Linked DNA regions of Homo sapiens: region 2 is linked to region 1. A link is an interaction called in ENCODE POLR2A ChIA-PET data of the cell type or tissue named here. Cell type or tissue: B cell. All regions are shown on one strand. Links, peaks and the distances in the headings refer to the core of each region. The heading gives the core; the rest is flanking DNA. Region 1 has its middle 11 kb from the start of CD82. Region 2 overlaps CD82 (CD82 molecule).

What was found. Peaks named below come from ENCODE experiments on the same cell type or tissue, not always from the same donor. Only the 100,000 strongest peaks of a DNase experiment are listed, where the experiment ranks them.
Region 2: POLR2A ChIA-PET joins it to region 1 with 31 read pairs; 27 of 35 experiments call an interaction of 5 or more read pairs at or near these places.

The regions. Positions count from the first base shown.
Region 1 is chr11:44,551,437-44,558,474 of GRCh38, reverse strand. No RefSeq gene overlaps it. Among named protein-coding and RNA genes, the nearest start is that of CD82, 11 kb to the left of the region's middle. RefSeq lists a silencer at 1,721-1,770. In B cell, for the core only: CTCF peaks have their summits at 1,442 and 1,641 (motif pointing left); DNase peaks (open chromatin) are centred at 814 and 1,504; H3K27ac peaks cover 2,120 bases.
Region 2 is chr11:44,608,012-44,617,187 of GRCh38, reverse strand. It overlaps CD82 (CD82 molecule), which reads right to left. Exons shown (of 10, transcript NM_002231.4): 7 at 1,815-1,916. Among named protein-coding and RNA genes, the nearest start is that of CD82-AS1, 7.3 kb to the right of the region's middle. RefSeq lists enhancers at 422-771, 7,615-7,784, 7,788-8,288 and silencers at 4,953-5,002, 5,073-5,152. In B cell, for the core only: no CTCF peak of the experiment used is centred there; DNase peaks (open chromatin) are centred at 4,152 and 5,227; H3K4me3 peaks cover 578 bases; H3K27ac peaks cover 2,500 bases.

The DNA of each region.
Region 1 (7,038 bases), core at 433-2,932:
TGAACCCCAGCGGATCACATTGGAGACCATCGGCCACGCCTTTAGGGAGGGATTTTTGGAAGAGCAAAGCAGAAGAAAGGGGACTACTCTGGGCAGCGCTTTTTCAGTCTCCAGATAGAAGCACACCTTGGAGCTGTTGCAGGTTCCTTTCCCAACCACCACACTGAAGCGAATATTGCAATAAAGTGAGACACACAAATTTTTTTGGTTTCCTAATGCATGTAAAAGTTATGTTTACCCTCCACCATAGTCTATTAAGTATGCAATAGCATGTCTAAAAAATGTGCATACCTTACTTAAAAACTGTTGATCCTGGCCAGGTGTGGAGGCTCATGCCTGTAATCCCAGCACTTTGGGAGGCCGAGGTGGATGGATTACCTGAGGTGTGGAGTATGAGACTAGCCTGGCCAACATGATGAAACTCTGTCTCTACTAAAAATACAAAAATTAGCTGGGTATGGTGGCGGGCGCCTGTAATCCCAACTACTCAGGAGGCTGAGGCACGAGAATTGGTTGAACCCAGGAGATAGAGGTTGCAGTGAACCGAGATCACACCACTGCACTCTGGGAAACAGGGCGAGAGATTCAGTCTCAAAAAAAAAAAAAATTGATCCAAAATTCTGACAAAAAGTGAGTGCATACTGTTGGAAAAATGGCACGGACAAATTTGCTCAGTTCAGTTGCCACAAACCTTCAATTTGTAAAAAACACGTTATCTGTAAAGCGTAATAAAAAGCAATGTATGCCTGCACTCATAAGCCCCTGAGATGGATGAGGAGGTGCTGCAGAAAGGGGAACTCTCACAGCTGTTCTTCGGTGGAGCTGCACTATATCAGTGGGGAGATCTTTCCCTGAATCAGGCCTGAGATCTAAAAGAACACACCTGTGGCCCAAGAAGCTGATGGTGTAGACGTTCTCTCCCTTATACAGTTGAGAAGGCCAAGGCTTAGTTGAGTTGAAAAAGTTTTGAATTTGTGGCCAGCATTTAAAAATTGGGGAATTTTATGTTGATTTTTAGATGTATAGGGATAGGGACATCTGAGCCTCCTGCTGTGCCTTCCAACGGGGCCACAGCGGATGGACCTGAGTTGTGGCTGACCTCTTTATTTGCGACATATGACCTCCAGCTGGCTACAGTCCCCACTGTGCCTATGGCTCATCTAGCCTGCTTCCCTCATTTTTGTGACCTGCCTGGTTCCCATGGGGAACTGAGTTTGCAATCCGGGGAGCAATACTGGCTGAATTCATGTTCATATTGAGAGCATTCTGAGTAGCTGGCAGGGCCACACAGACCTTAGCGGGAAGACAGGGACACCACTTTCCAGGATGATCCCTGTGAAAACTGCCATGTTTGCACTGCCCTCCTCTGTGAGACATGGTTTAGCTCAAGTCCTTGCTCTGGTAACTTTCCAACATGTGACTTTGGGCACATGTGACCTTCACCTCTCTGGGTTTGTTTCCTCACTGCTTACGCTGCAGGCAATGCACATACAATATTTGCTACTTTAGGGCTATGAGATGCACTAGTTAGTTGTGTCCAAGTCATTCCTTTTACCAACAGAAATGAAGAGAAAGAGGAGAAAAAAATAAATAAAACCAAAAACCTCATCACTCTTTTCTCCAAAATGAGCATTTATCGCCCTCTGGTGTCCACCACAGCGCTCAGTGCAGCCAATTAAGAGCGGCTTGAAGGCCGGGCGCAATGGCTCATGCCTGTAACCCCAGCATTTTGCGAGGTTGAGGCGGGCAGATCACCTGAGGTCAGGAGTTCAAGACCAGCCTGGGCAACATGGTGAAACCCTGTCTGTACTAAAAATACAAAAATTAGCCGGGTGTGGTGGCATGAGCCTGTAATCCCAGCTACTCGGGAGGCTGAGGCAGGAGAATTGCTTGAACCCAGGAGGTGGAGGTTGCAGTGAGCCGAGATCACCCCACTGCGCTCCAGCCCAAGAGACAGAGCAAAACTCCGTCTCAAAAAAAAAAAAAAAAAAAAATCAGCTGGCACGGTGCCTCACGCCCATAATCACAATCCCAGCACTTCGGGAGGCTGAGGAGGGCAGATCACCTGAAGTCAGGAGTTCAAGACCAGCCTGGCCAACATGGTGAAACGCCGTCCTTAGTGAAAATACAAAAATTAGCTTGGCGTGGTCATAGGTGCCTGTAATCTCAGCTACTTGGGAGGCTGAGGCAGGAGAATCGCTTGAATCTTGCAGACAGAGGTTTCAGTGAGCCGAGATCATACCACTGCACTCCAGCCTGGGTGACAGAGTGAGACTCTGTCTCAGAAAAAAAAAAAAAAAAAAAGTTGGGGGCTTGGAGATGAAAGACTTGGAGGCAGGGGAATAGGGGCTGCCCCATTCCTCATGGTCTCAGTTTAATCCCCCTGGCTGCAGGGCCAGGTGAGGGCAGACATGGAATTAGGTCTCTACGCCAAGTTTCAACTGCAGACACCCACCCAGCTCAGATAAGGACACTTTTGAGGCGTGGGATTTACAAGCCAATGAGACAGCTGGCCTAAAGTCACCGCATTTAATAATCATGATGAAATAACATTAAACACAGTAGGTATTAGTTATAAGCATGGCAAGTGAAATCTAGTTGTTTTTGCAGAAAAATTTTATTTAATGGCTCTTGCAAAGTCCCCTGAATTGTTGAGCATGGGGCTGGGGTTGGCTGGAGAGTCACAGCTTCTGTGAGGTTATACTGCAGTAACAAAGAACTCCCCAAATCTCATTGATTTATATCAACAAAGGCCCTATTCCCCACTTATGTTACATGGCCGCTAAAGATTGCTGTGGGTCACGTGAGACTCTGCTTCATGTGTCTTTGTTATTCCCAGATCCAAGATGGAAAATCCGTCCCTATTTAGGGTCTTCTCATGGGACAGAAAAGAAGAAGCAGTGGTCAAGCCGCTTGGTGGCTCTCAAAGCTCCTGCTTAGATGTGGTATCTGTCATTCTGCCTACATGCCATTTGTTAAGGCAAGTTATGAAGCTGAGCTCCATATCATGGGCAGAGAAGTGTCCTCCCAGAGGGAGTTGTTGCCAGTCACATGACAATGGGCGGGGCTGTCTAATCTTACAGGGATGGGAAGGGACTCATTGGAGAAAAGGAAAACCCATACCAGTTCCTCTAGCACTGATAGCTGGATTCTGGGGAGCAGAGCTACCAGGTACATCAGTTACAAAGACACTGAATGCCACAAATCATGCTTCATAGTAGCTCTCATTCAACTGTATTTCACTTCTGCATTTCACAAATTATTTATTGAGTGCCTCCTGTGTCCTGGATGATATTCTAGCACTGAGGATATAGCAGTCAATGCCTTTGCCCTCTTGAATATATATTTGGATACCTATTATATATAATATTTATAACATATTATATATAACTTATATGTAAATAAAAATATGTACATATTTGCCATCATGATTTGAAAAAATATTTACCCAAAATTTACTTTTAGTGTGTTCAAGTAGCTGTAACAAAATACTTTAGACTGGGCAATTTATTAACAGTAGAAATTTATTTCTCATGGTTCTGGAGTGTGGGAAGTCCAAGACTGAGGTACCAGCAGATTGGCATCTGGTGAGGGCCCACTCTTTGCTTCCAAGATGGCACCTTCTAGCTACATCCTCACATGACTGAAAGGGCTAACAAGCTCCTTGGGCCTCTTTTAAAAGGGTGCTGCTCCCATGCACAGAGGTGAAACCTTCATGACCAAATTATCTCCCAAAAGCCCTATCTCTTAATACCATTGCATTGGGGAGTAGGTTTCAACATATGAATTTCAGGGGACACAAACATTCAGACCATAGCACTGACTCATGAACAGAAAGCCTGCTCTAATGATTTCACACAAAAATGGAGGCTAGACCATTTGGGCTGTGGGTGGATACTGCAAGAAGACACGTGACTCTAAGTTGTATCTCAGTAGTTCTTCCGGGAGGTCTGCATCCAATGTTCACGGTGTAGTGTGTAACCACCACTATAGGCTCATTCTCTTTTCTCTTTTTTTTTTTTTTTTTTGAGACAGTCTCACTCTGTTGCCCAGGCTAGAGTGCAATGACACAATCTTGACTCACTGCAACCTCCACCTCTGGGGTTCAAGCTATTCTCCTGCCTCAGCCTCCTGAGTAGCTGGGATTACAGGTACCCATCACCACACCCGGCTAATTTTTGTATTTTTAGTAGAGACGGGGTTTCACCATGTTGGCCAGGCTGGTCTCAAACTCCTGACCTCAAGTGATCCGCCTGCCTCGGCCTTCCAAAATGCTGGGGTTACAGGCGTGAGCCACTGTGCCTGGCCTACCATAGGCTCATTCTCATTATTAGGTGTAACTGTTGCCTAAGAAAGAGGAAGAGCCTGTGGAGGAAGCAGATGAGCCAGGAGACCTGGGAAATTTAAGCACTCATAGAAATATTCAGCAATGAAAGAAATGCACTCGTGAGCCTCCATTTGGCCCTTGTGTGACTCTGCATACTGTGCATATTTTTTTCATGAATAAGAAAGTAAAGAATGGTTATAAAAGTGTTGTTGGTTCTGGAATACACCACCACATTTCCTGAGCACAACAGGTGTTTTCTAAAAACCTAGAGAAACAGATTAAGTGGTAGACAAAAAACCATCATCCACCAAAGAGTTCCTAAGCCGGCAGACACACAAACCCACTAATGACTCCATTGAGGGTTGGGTAATTAGGCGATTGGTGTTTCAGATGCTCTCTATTATGCAGAAGTCCTCAGTGGATTGTAATACTGTGTATGTTTGTATGATATTGGATAAATCGATTGGGATGTTTGGATAGGTTAGTATTATGTCCTAAATGCTTATGTCCCCTCTAATATTCACATATTAAAACTCTAACCTTTAGTGTGGCTGTTTTTGGAGATGGGGCCTCTAAGGAAGGAACTAATGTTAAGTGAGGTGGTAAAGATGGGGACCTGATCTGATAGGATTCGTGTGTTCATAAGAAAAGACACTGGAGCTCTTCCTCTCTCTCCACCATGTGAGGAAAAAAGAGAAAAGTCAGAATCAGAGGATTACCTAAGGCTGTAAAACAGTTTGTGCTAGAGCCAAAGTTAGAAAATGTCTTTGTGATTCCTTGTTCCATTGTCTTAACGAGGTGACTTAGTCCACTTGTACTGCTATAGCAAAATACCTGGGACTGCATAATTTCTAAATAATATAAATAGATTTCTCATGGTTCTAGAGGCTGGGAAGTCCAAAACCAAGCCCTGGTGGATTCAGTGTCTGGCAAAGACCTGCTCCTCATAGATGGTGCCATTTAGGTGCCCTCACATGGCAGAAGGGATGGAAGTGCAAGAAGGGCTAAGCTGGTTCCCTCCAGTCCTTTTATAAGGTACTAATCCATGCATGAGGATGGAGCCCTCATGATTTAGTCACTTTTCAAAAAGAAGTGATTACTACCTCTTACTACCACCACAGTGGGGATTAAGTTTCAACATGAATCTTACAGGGGATGCACGTCCAAACCATAGCACTAGTATTTCAAACAGTGACATCACATGTTAATATTGGCCCACTAGGAATGTGTTTTAAGAAGCAGACCCAACATTTGCTATCTGCCAAGATCTCTCCCTTCCATTCTGCTAGAAGGCTTTCCTATCCCTTATTAGGGCCCCAAGTCTATGGTGCCAGTCCCAGATCCCAGTGTGGCCCTTTTATCACCAGCCCAGTCAGGAAGCCTGCAGGCTGTTTCTGGAGCCCAAGCACTTTGCTGGCAGTGAAGGAAGAAGAAATGAAGAAAGAGCTAGAAAAAAGAAAACGTTCTAGTTCACCAGGAGAGCTCACCTTTATCCTGGGTCTAAGAGGAATTTGCTTGCTGGGGTCCTTAGGTATCAGGTCACTGGGCCATATGATAAACTTTATCCATGACTGCAGTATTTAAAAGAAAGTTTTATCTGAGCTCTATTTCAATAATTTCCAGGTTATGCCCTTAAAAGGACAAGAGGTTCAGGTGATGGGTTCATCAAACTCTCACAAGTCATCACTAAATAACTTACTCATGTAAGTTACAAATACCACTTGTTCCCCCCAAACCTATGGAAATAAAAAATTTAAAAAAAACACACACAAAACCCATGAAAATATAGCTAGAATGAAAAAAAAAAAAAAAGAACAAGAGGCTGCCTTTTGCTCCCCCCCTCCCTGTCTTCTCTGAATTCCCACTGGCTAGAATGGAGATGTGATGGTTAGAGTTGAAGCAGCCATATTAGACCTCAAGGTAGCAGCCAAATATTGAGGAGAACGAGCAACAAAGACAGGAGACAGGATTTCAACTGCATTCTCAGCTGGGCCCACCAAACTAAATATTAACATAAGACAGAAGTTAACTTTGGCAGCATCATCACTATCACCACCACCACCACCATTGTCACCATCATCAATGTCACCATCAATGTCATCAGCGTCACCACCAACACCATCATCATTCTCACCACTACCATTACAATCCACTATCACCACCTTCACAATCACCAAGACCATCTCTATTGTGTTTGTCATCATCACCATCATCATCATCATCCCCATCATCACTGCATTAACCAAAGTCATCATGAATGACATCATCGACATCATCACTGCCATCTTCATCATCGTCATCACAATTATTATCAGCATCTTCATTACCAACAACAGTAGCTTTGCCATCACTATTCCCACCCATGGAATGACTCTCAGTCCATGGACTGTCAGGTCAGAATCCCAAGAGGAAATGATGCCCTCTAAGAAATATTGTTGCTGCTGCTCCTGCTACAGTTCTAATCACCACCACTGCTGTTATTACTGTTGCTGCTACTACTACTGTTATTGTTGCTGACAGTCAGCCCTCTATCCATATCTGTGGGTTCTGCATTCATGGATTCAACCAACCACACAATAAAAATATTTGGAGACATAAATTCCACAAAATTGGCTGGGCACGGTGGCCCATGACTATAATCCCAGCACTTTGGGAGGCCAAGGTGGGCAGATCACTTGAGGTCAGGAGTTTGAGACCAGCCTGGCAAACAT
Region 2 (9,176 bases), core at 3,986-6,485, 55 kb before region 1:
TGTGTGAATCCCCGCAATGCTGGGGGTTCCTGGGAGGATTCAATGGGATAGCCACGGTCACAGCAGGGGTCAGTTCCTGGACCGCTTCCTTCCTAGCTCCGAGGGGTGTCGCCTGACCAGTAGCCAGTGGCCAGCAGGGGGCGTGCCAGGCACACTCAGAAATGCTCAGCTCCAGGCAGTTTCTAATCCAGGTTTACAGGTGCTTGTTCCAGCAGCCGGGCTGCCTCCTCTCTCCAAGAAAAGGCTGGCACCTCTGAGGGGTGCACAGGTCTGCAAGGCTGGGGGCACCCACAGGCCATCCTACACCAGAGCAAAATGAGGCAGGTCTCCTTGGCCCGTCTACGACAGAGCCTCCTTCCAAGCAACCCCTTGGCCTGACTCCGGCTGTACCTGGTCCCCAGCAGCACACGCCACCTCCGCCTGTGTCTCCATGGATGTGCATGGTGACTAAAACATCACCACCAACATACCACATAATAAATGCTGCCTAAGTGCTTCAGGCTTTAACAATGTATCTCACACGGCATGGGTCAGTAGCCCCATTGTATAGATGAGGAAGCAGGCTCAGCAAAGGTCTAGCGGCTGTGGCAGTGTTAGCACTCCAGGCCTTGGGAGTCTGACTTACCACCGGCCTAAGCAGCATCTGACAGCATCAGAATCATCTAGAACCAGCCAATGACTTTCCAGGGTAGGATGCTTACCACCTCCCAAGGGACCCACTTCTCCTCCCAGGTCCCTTGTCAGGTGGCACTGGTTTATGTCACTGGTGACATCCAGACTTTGCTAAAATTAGCAAAGTCTCAGCAATTGTGGGTCAAACTACATATGCGACCAAAACATTTCCTTGTGTGCACCAAGCCTTCCAGCTGCCACAACCCCCACACCTGATCTCCTCGGTCAGGGCCAGAAAACATCGCTCTCCCCTTCCTCCACTGAGAAAATGGCCATGTCCATGTCACCTAGATGGAGTGTCCTCTCTGCAAACTCTCCTGGTGCCGCTGAGTCAGGCTTTCTCCTGCTGCCCATGCCCTTTGTACTCCACATCCCTCCCCTGAGGTGTCAACAGGCCCTAAGTGACCACTGTGTCCTGCGCCCTCACAGGATTGCAGATCAGAGATGTCAGGTCCCAGCCAAGGGCACATGCAGCATCCGGGACCACAAGAAAGGAGAGCCAGGTGGTCATTGGATCACTATTGAGACAGGCTGGGAACCTGGTCAGTCTATCTGTTGGTCAGTCGGTCAGTCCGTCCGTCCATCTGTCCACCCATCCATCCATCCATCTCTCTCACTTTAATGGAGGTATAATACACATGAACTAATGGGCACACATTCAGCTTGGTGCATTTTTACGTATGTGCACATACTGGCGAAACCAGTATCAAGATTTGGCTAAAATACTCCTTTTGCCCTAGAAGGCTCCCCAACACCTCCCCAGCTAGTGCCCTTCCCCAGAGGCAGCCTTCACTGGGACTTCTCAGCATATCAGCCTTGGCTCCCAGTTTCCTAAAACCCAGAGTGGAGCTCCCAACGCTCCCCAGTGTAGCTTGAGATAAGAGGGCTGACAACTGCCCCCATGCTCTCTGGCCACAAATGGGAGCACAGAGCTGTGAAGCTGCCTCTGAGTCTCTGGGCCCCCTGAGCAGGGAGTTGTGGTGCTAACTGGGGTGCCCTGCCCCCATAGAAGCACACTCTCCTACAAACTGTCAGGCACACACGAGCACTGCAGATGCCAGTCCCAGACATGTGGGTGCACAGAGCCCCAAATGCAGGGACACCCAGGCCAGAGAGCCTCCTGCAGCCCCGCCCCACCTCACCTGAGCCTGCACGTAGTCCCAGGCATCCTGCAGGCTGTCCTCGCGACTGCTGTTGTAGTCTCGAATGAGCTCAGTCACGATGCCGCCCATCTCCTGCTTCAGCTGCAGGGGGGAGGACAAAGGTCAGGGTCAGATTTCCTGAAACCCGTGCCCACCTGTGGTCACCCCTACTTAAACTGCCTCCCCCCGTTCCCCTCAGCAACCCTGGGACACGCTCATGGCTCCAGCCACTTTCCTGGCGCTCCCAGGGTGCCCGATGCAGGCAGTGCCAACCACTCCTGCCCCACTATCTCTTCTGCGCTTGGCAGCAGCCTGGCCCTGTAAACATCAATATTCTCATGTCACTGCTGAAAACCCCGTAGGGGCCTCCCACCTCCAGGGCAGTTCCCACCGTCATTGTCCCCATAACAGCCTAGGAGGTCCTACACCACTTGTCTGCCTCCCCAGGCCTTCTGTCCTCTGTTCTTCCTCCCTCTGCTTCAACTGACTAGATTTCTGTGCTGTCTTTGTGCCAGGCACACTCCTGCCTTGGGGCCTTTGCACCTGCTGTTCCCACCGCCTGGAATGCTCTTCCCCTAGACATTAACATGGCTCACCCTCTGCTTCCTTCAGGGCTCTGCTCCAATGTCACCTCCTCAGAAAGGCCTTACCAGACCACTCTACAAAATATCAGCCCTTCCCCATCCCCTCTCCCCCAACCAATCAACCACCCCTCCCCGGCCTCCCTTATCCCACAAGGGAAAGCATGCTGTATTTCTCTTTAGAGCACTGACGTTACATGCTTGTTGGTTTTCAGGGCTTATCATCTCTCTCCACTAGCACATCAGCTCCGTGGGGGCAGGGACCACATCTGGCACGCTCACTACAGGGTCCCCCGTGGCTAGCGCCAAGCCTGGCACAGAATAGTTGTGTGGGGTACGTGAATGCTGAATGCACACCTAACCACCATGGTCTGCCAGGCACCAGAGCCAGACCCATGCAACTTCTTGGTGAATCCTTACACCTCCCACAGGGCAGCTTCAGGGAGAAGGAGGGACAGGGAGGAAAGCCCAGCTCAGTTTCCTTCTTCCAAGGACCAGAGTGCAGCCTCTCCAAACAGGGCCCCCAAGACAGCAGGGTAGATGCCTGGAGGGGGCCCCAAGACTGAGGGACCTGGAACTTCGGTATCAACTATATGGTCAAAAGATCCTCCCTCTATGTAGTCATGGTGGTGGGTGCCCGTAATCCCAGCTACTCAGGAGGCTGAGGCAGGAGAATTGCTTGAACCCAGGAGATGGAGGTTACAGTGAGTCGAGATCGCACCACTGCACTCCAGCCTGGGCGACAGAGTAAGAGTCCATCTCAAAAAACAAAAAACAAAAACAACAACAAAAACAACAACAACAAAAAACAAAACAGAAAAGATCCTCCCTCACCCCTTCCCAAGCCCCAAGCCAGCAGTGCCAGCCAGCCGGAGTGTGAGGTCAGTTGCCTTTCTGGGACCTGGCTACTTGCCCCAGAGCTCCAAAAACATCTCACTTTTTTTTTTTTGTTTTGCTTTGTTTTGTTTTTTTGAGACAGGGTCTCCCTGTCACCCAGGCTAGAGGGCAGTGGCAGGATCTCAGTTCACTGCAACTTCTGCCTCCTGGGGTTAAGCAATCCTCTCACTTCAGCCTCCCAGGTAGCTGGGGCTACAGGCATGAGTCACCATGCCCGGCTAATTTTTGTATTTTTAGCAGGGACAGGGTCTCGCCATGTTGCCCGGGCTGGTCTCGAACTCCTGACCTCAAGTGATCCACCCAGCCCAGCCTCCCAATGTGCTGGGATTACAGGCCTGAGACACCTCGCCTGGCCCAAATCTACATCTTGCCTATGCTGGTCCTCACCCTGCTCAGGAATTAAGGGTTCCTTCTTGTGGTGGAGAGCAGCACCTGCTCTCAGCTAACCCCACAGAGAAAACACTGATTTACAAAGCAGGCAGAGAAGGGGTTTCTAAATAAGTCAGTTGTGCAAAAGGAGGCAAACCCAGAGCCCGCTGAGGGCAGGGCCTCCCTCGGCGATAAGCAGGCCTGGGTGGGAGGGGAGCCTCCGAGAGCCAGCCCCTGCCTGGCTCCACCTAGCCTCTCACATGGACCTTGCCCAGAGACCTTTCAGGGCAAATGCATGGTTGGACTGGTCAAGGCAGTGGGGGCGAGGGACCCTAGAAGGCAGGGATGCCAAGGAGAAGGCCACACACCTTCCCACCTCGGTTCCTGAGAAGGAAGAATTGGGAGAAATGAGACAGGTACTTCCAGGTGGGGTTTCAGAGCCTGACTCCCAGGGAACCCTGTTGGTGGAGCTTCCAGCAGCTCCCCATGGGCAGTCCTTGAATGAACGCTGTGCTCAGAGAACCCATATCCTGCAGATGGACCTGCAGCCCTGGCTCCTCACCCAGCTCCCTTGGTTAAATTAATGCTGGGGCTGGCCATGGTGGCTCACGTATGTAATTCCAGCACTTTGGGAGGCCAAGGTGGGCAGATTACGAGCTCAGGAGATCGAGACCATCCTGGCTAACATGGTGAAACTCCATCTCTACTAAAAAAAAATACCAAAAATTAGCTGGGTGTGAATGGCAGGTGCCTGTAGTCCCAGCTACTCGCGAGACTGAGACAGAAGAATCGCTTGAACCCGAGAGGTGGAGGTTGCAGTGAGCCGAGATCACGCCACTGCACTCCAGCCTGGGCGACAGAGCCAGACTCCATCTCAAAAAAAAAAAAAAAAAAAAAAAAAAATTAATGCTGGGAAACCAGCCTCTGATGACGCTCCCTGCCCTTCTCTCAATAAAGCTCTCAGCATGATATTTAAAAAAAAAAAAAAAAAGCCCTTATACAGAGTTCTGCAATTTACAAAGCTTTCCTGTCAGTAATTAATCCCAACACTAATAGTGGCTAACTTTTATCAAATGTTTGTTATGTACCTGGTGCTGTGGTAAGCACTTTAAATGTATTATCTCAACTGAATCTTCACAGCAGACCTATGGCCTAGGTATTCACCCCATTCCCTCATTATAGAGATGCAGAAAACAAACCCAGAGAGGTTAATTAACTTGCCCAAAGTCACACAGCCAACATGCGGAAGAAGTGAGGTTTGCACACAGGCTTGGCTGATTTCAGAACCCAGGTTTTTACCTATTAAGCTTTATTGGCATTTAAACCACACGGCTATACCCAGTTTTAACCAGGGCCCAGAAAAGCTAAGTGGTTTGCCTGAGTCACATAGCTGGGGCTGTCTGCCAGGTGATCTGACATCTCGGGTCCACCTCTCAACCCCAGTGGGTGGGTGATCCCCACGGTGTGGAAAGGAGGGGCTCTCTAGAAGCATCTGTGCGGAAAGCTGCCTCTCCCACATCCTTCCCCACCCACCCAGCTTCCTCACAACATGTTGCACTGAGGCTCTGTTTAAACCCCAGCGTGGTTGTCACAGCAGCCTGGACTTCCCTGTTTCTCTCCCAGCCTCCCTGAAATGAGAAGGTGATGGAAGCTGGGTGGTTTCCACCTAGATGGGTGGTTTCCATGGAAACACCACAACATCTTTCAGTCCAGAATGTGGTTGAGGGACACACCTGGGCCACGGGGACCATGGCCACAGGGGCTGGTTCAGCTTGGAGCTGATGCTCAGGAGGCCTGTGCTGGGAGTGCAGGGAGGTCACCCTGGCAACCAGGTAGCTACTGAGACAAAAAGGACAGGGAGGTAGCAGGAGAAGACATTCATGAGCTCCCTCCATCCCCCCAGGGACCGCTCCATTGTTTCTGCCTGCCCTGCAGAAACCCACTCCTTGGATGTAACCACCCTTCTATTTCTCCATGGAGCTGAGGAGGCCCCACTCCCTCGATGCCAGAAGCAGGCAAAAGACCTGGGCTGCCACTCAGTGCCATCCACATCACAGGCACGGCGAGTGGTTCAGAGATGGGCTTGAGACCCATGCTCACATACCCGGCCCTCTTTCCATCAATGTGGTAGGATGAGGACCTGGGCTACCCTCAGGCTCCACTGGGGACAGCCTGCCCGAGAAGGGAGCCAACAGAGGAGGGTAGGGCTGAAGGGTGAATAGGGACAGCAGCAGCCTTTGGGATCCAGCTGAGCCTTCTGCTGGCTCTGGCTACTTTCAGTTGAGTCACTGTCACATGCCATAAAGAGTCCTGCCCAGGGCCAGCTGCATAATTTACACCTAGTGCAAAGCAAAAATGCAGGGCCCCTTGTTTAAAAATTATTAAGAATTTCAGCTGGGCGTGGTGGCTCACACGTGTAATCCCAACACTTTGGGAGGCCGAAATGGGCAGATCACTTGAGGTCAGGAGTTCGAGTTCAGTCTGGCCAACATGGTGAAACCCCATCTCTACTAAAAACACAAAAATTAGCTGGGCCTGGTGGTGTGTGCCTGTAGTCCCAGCTACTTGGGAGGCTGAGGCAGGAGGATCACCTGAGCCCAGAAAGTGGAGGTTGCAGTGGGCCGAGATCATCCCACTGCACTCCAGCCTGGGCAACAGAGCAAGACTCTATCTCAAAAAGAAAAGAAAAAAAAAAGAATTTCAATACAGCAACAGCAGATTATCCTGTGTGACTGCATAGGTTGAATGCCGAGGAAGCCAGCCCTGTCTTCCCTGTCTCCCTCCTCCCCATTTCTCAGAAGAGAAAAATGAGGCTCAGAGTTGGAGCAACTTCCCAAGATCACATAGATAGAAAGCAGCAGAGACATGACCAGACCTTGATCTGTGCAGCTCCAGGGACCCGGGATCTTAGCCTCGGCAAGCTGCCCAGGGCCTCCCCATGACCCTGCTGTCCTCTGCATGGCTCTACTCACGTCCCACCCAAATGCTGAGCTTTGACTTCTCTTTTAGTGTGAATTTTCACAGAGTCAGAGTTAGGAGAGACCTTTGCGTCCAGCAAATCATCCAAATGTAAGAGTCATGCTTTTTTAGGCTCTGCTTAAATGCTCCCTGCGATGGGGAAGTCAGTACCTCACACAATAGCATGTTGCGGAGTTGAGAGGCTCTGATACAATTTAAGTTCTGCTCAAATGACTTCTACCCACTTGTATTAGTTCACATCCTCCTCCTCTCTCAGCTACCCAAGTCCCAGCTAGGACCACAGGAACAAATCAAATCCCTCTCTCGAAGGACACATGTCATCCAGATACTTGAGACTAGACTACATCTCCAGGGTAACTTTTCGGGCTCCTGTGCCCGCCCCTTGGGGTGCTGTGCAGACCTCTTGCCATGCTCTTTAAGGTGTGAAATAGCCCCTTATAATAAGGTATAAATGCATGAATTGGACCCACATCTTCCTGTCCTCTCCAGGTTTCCCACATGAGATGTTGGCAAATGCTTTGCTAGAATACAGATACACCAGCTCAGAGGCTGCATCCCAGTACCCTGATAGGAAATGAGGGCGCTTCCTGCATCTTTTCTGCAAGTCCAGCTGCAATCCACGTAATTAGCTACCCCAGAATGCAGAGCCAGTGACCAGCGTGTGCTTCAGAGATTCTAGCCCAAGTGTCTTTCCATAATCCCTTTCCAGAGGGGTAGCCTGGACTCCTCCATTCCCTTCTCAACAGGGGAGAGAAAGGTCACCTCTCCCTGTCCCAGGCTCCAGCTGCTCTTCCTCCCTCTGCCCCATCGCAAGAGAACCCCAAGCCAGAGAATCAGGAAGTTCTAATTCAGCAAGCAGACAGTTCACAGAGAACCACACTGTCCCCTAGGAACCCGTCTCGCCACCTGTGTCTCACACATGAGGGTATGTGCGCACCAACAATTTGGGGCTTTCAGGGTGAGAGCAAGGAGGACAAGAAGGAAGTCACAGTTCCCCTGACCAACATCTCTGGGGAGTTGTCTGGCCAGCCACTGCCACTGTCACAGCCCCCACCTCTGGCTCCCAGCCAGGCCAAGTGAGCCCCTTCCCCTCCAATGTCTTCTGCTTGAGCGTGACAGCACTCAGAGCCTCAGGGGCCTCCCTGGCACAGGTATGGCCTGCCAAGTGCACCCAGCTCAGCACCCACACACCACAGGAAAGGGCAAACTGCATTCACTTCCTTCTCACTCCTCCCACCTCCACTCTCTAGAGAGAACAAGTCAGAATCCCTGACTGCCTGCACTGGGCATGGCCCAAGAGCTCGCCTGTGGATCAGAGAGTCTGGGTAACTTATCCGAAGCCACACAGCAATCAGCGGCAGAGCCCACACTAAAACACAGGGCCCCTGAATCCCAGGGCTGGGCTCTGCTCACCAGAGGCTGGATAAACAAGCAGATGAGGATCTTAGCACCGTGCCCAGATCCCCATTCCCGCAGCCCTTGCTCTGCTGACAACGAGGGCAGCAGGAACAGCTGCCACCTATTGAGCCCTTACCAGGCCTTCATGAAGTGAATAATGGCGGCAATAATAATAAACACTGGCAATGATGCCAGCAACATCAGCCTCCGGCTGAGTGCCGCACGACGCCCTTCCCGTTTGTTAGTGCTCTTCATCTCTGAAGTGCTGCAAGGCAGCCCCTGGGGGCTCCGGCTCGAGACAGGATCAGATTTTAGAAAGGGCCTGGAGGGACAGATCACACCCACTAGTGGGGGCTGGGGCAGCAGCCTGCAGTGAGTCTCATTTCTATTTCCCTAGGGACACCCGAATGGGGCAGGCAAAGGCCATACATAGCCTTGCTTCTGTTCAGGTTCAATTTTGCCACCAAATTAGTTGCAAATGCTACTTTTGGTTTTTAAAGTGTTTCTTTGGATTTCAGAATTGCAGAGAAGGGACAGTGGGCCTATATTGTTACTAGTTTGACAAATGTGGAAACTGAGGCACAGGGAGGCTGAGTAGCATGCCCAGAATGTCAGAGCAGTGGTTCCACAGTCAAGACCCTTGGACACCATTCTGCATTTTCACAGAAGTGTCACAGTCTGTGTTCACTTCAACCTGAGTGGTAGAGCAGGGAGAGGCAGATTTATTCTCAATTTATAGAAGCAGAACCCAAGGCTCCAGAGGTGACAGGCCATGCCAAGGTCCCCAACCTCCCCATCGCTGCCCTGAGAAGAGTGGCTGCGGGTGACAGAGGCAGGAAGGACAGAGGGCAGCCCTGGAGACCACAGCAGGGTCACTCCCACCCACCTGCACGGGAGCCCTATCTCCTTTCAAAAGGCCTTTCTTTTCCTTAGGTTCAAACAAGTCCCACCCCCACGCTGAGCCTTGTCTGCCAGAATAAACACATCAAGAGTATGTTTAGTCTTCCACTGAGATTTATGATGCGTTGCGAAAGAAAAAAATATATTGTTCATTCCAATTCGGGCGATACAGTGGCACCAGAACTTCTTCAGCAAAGCCAGAAAATTTCCCCCTGCCTTCCAGAAAAGATGGTGGTGG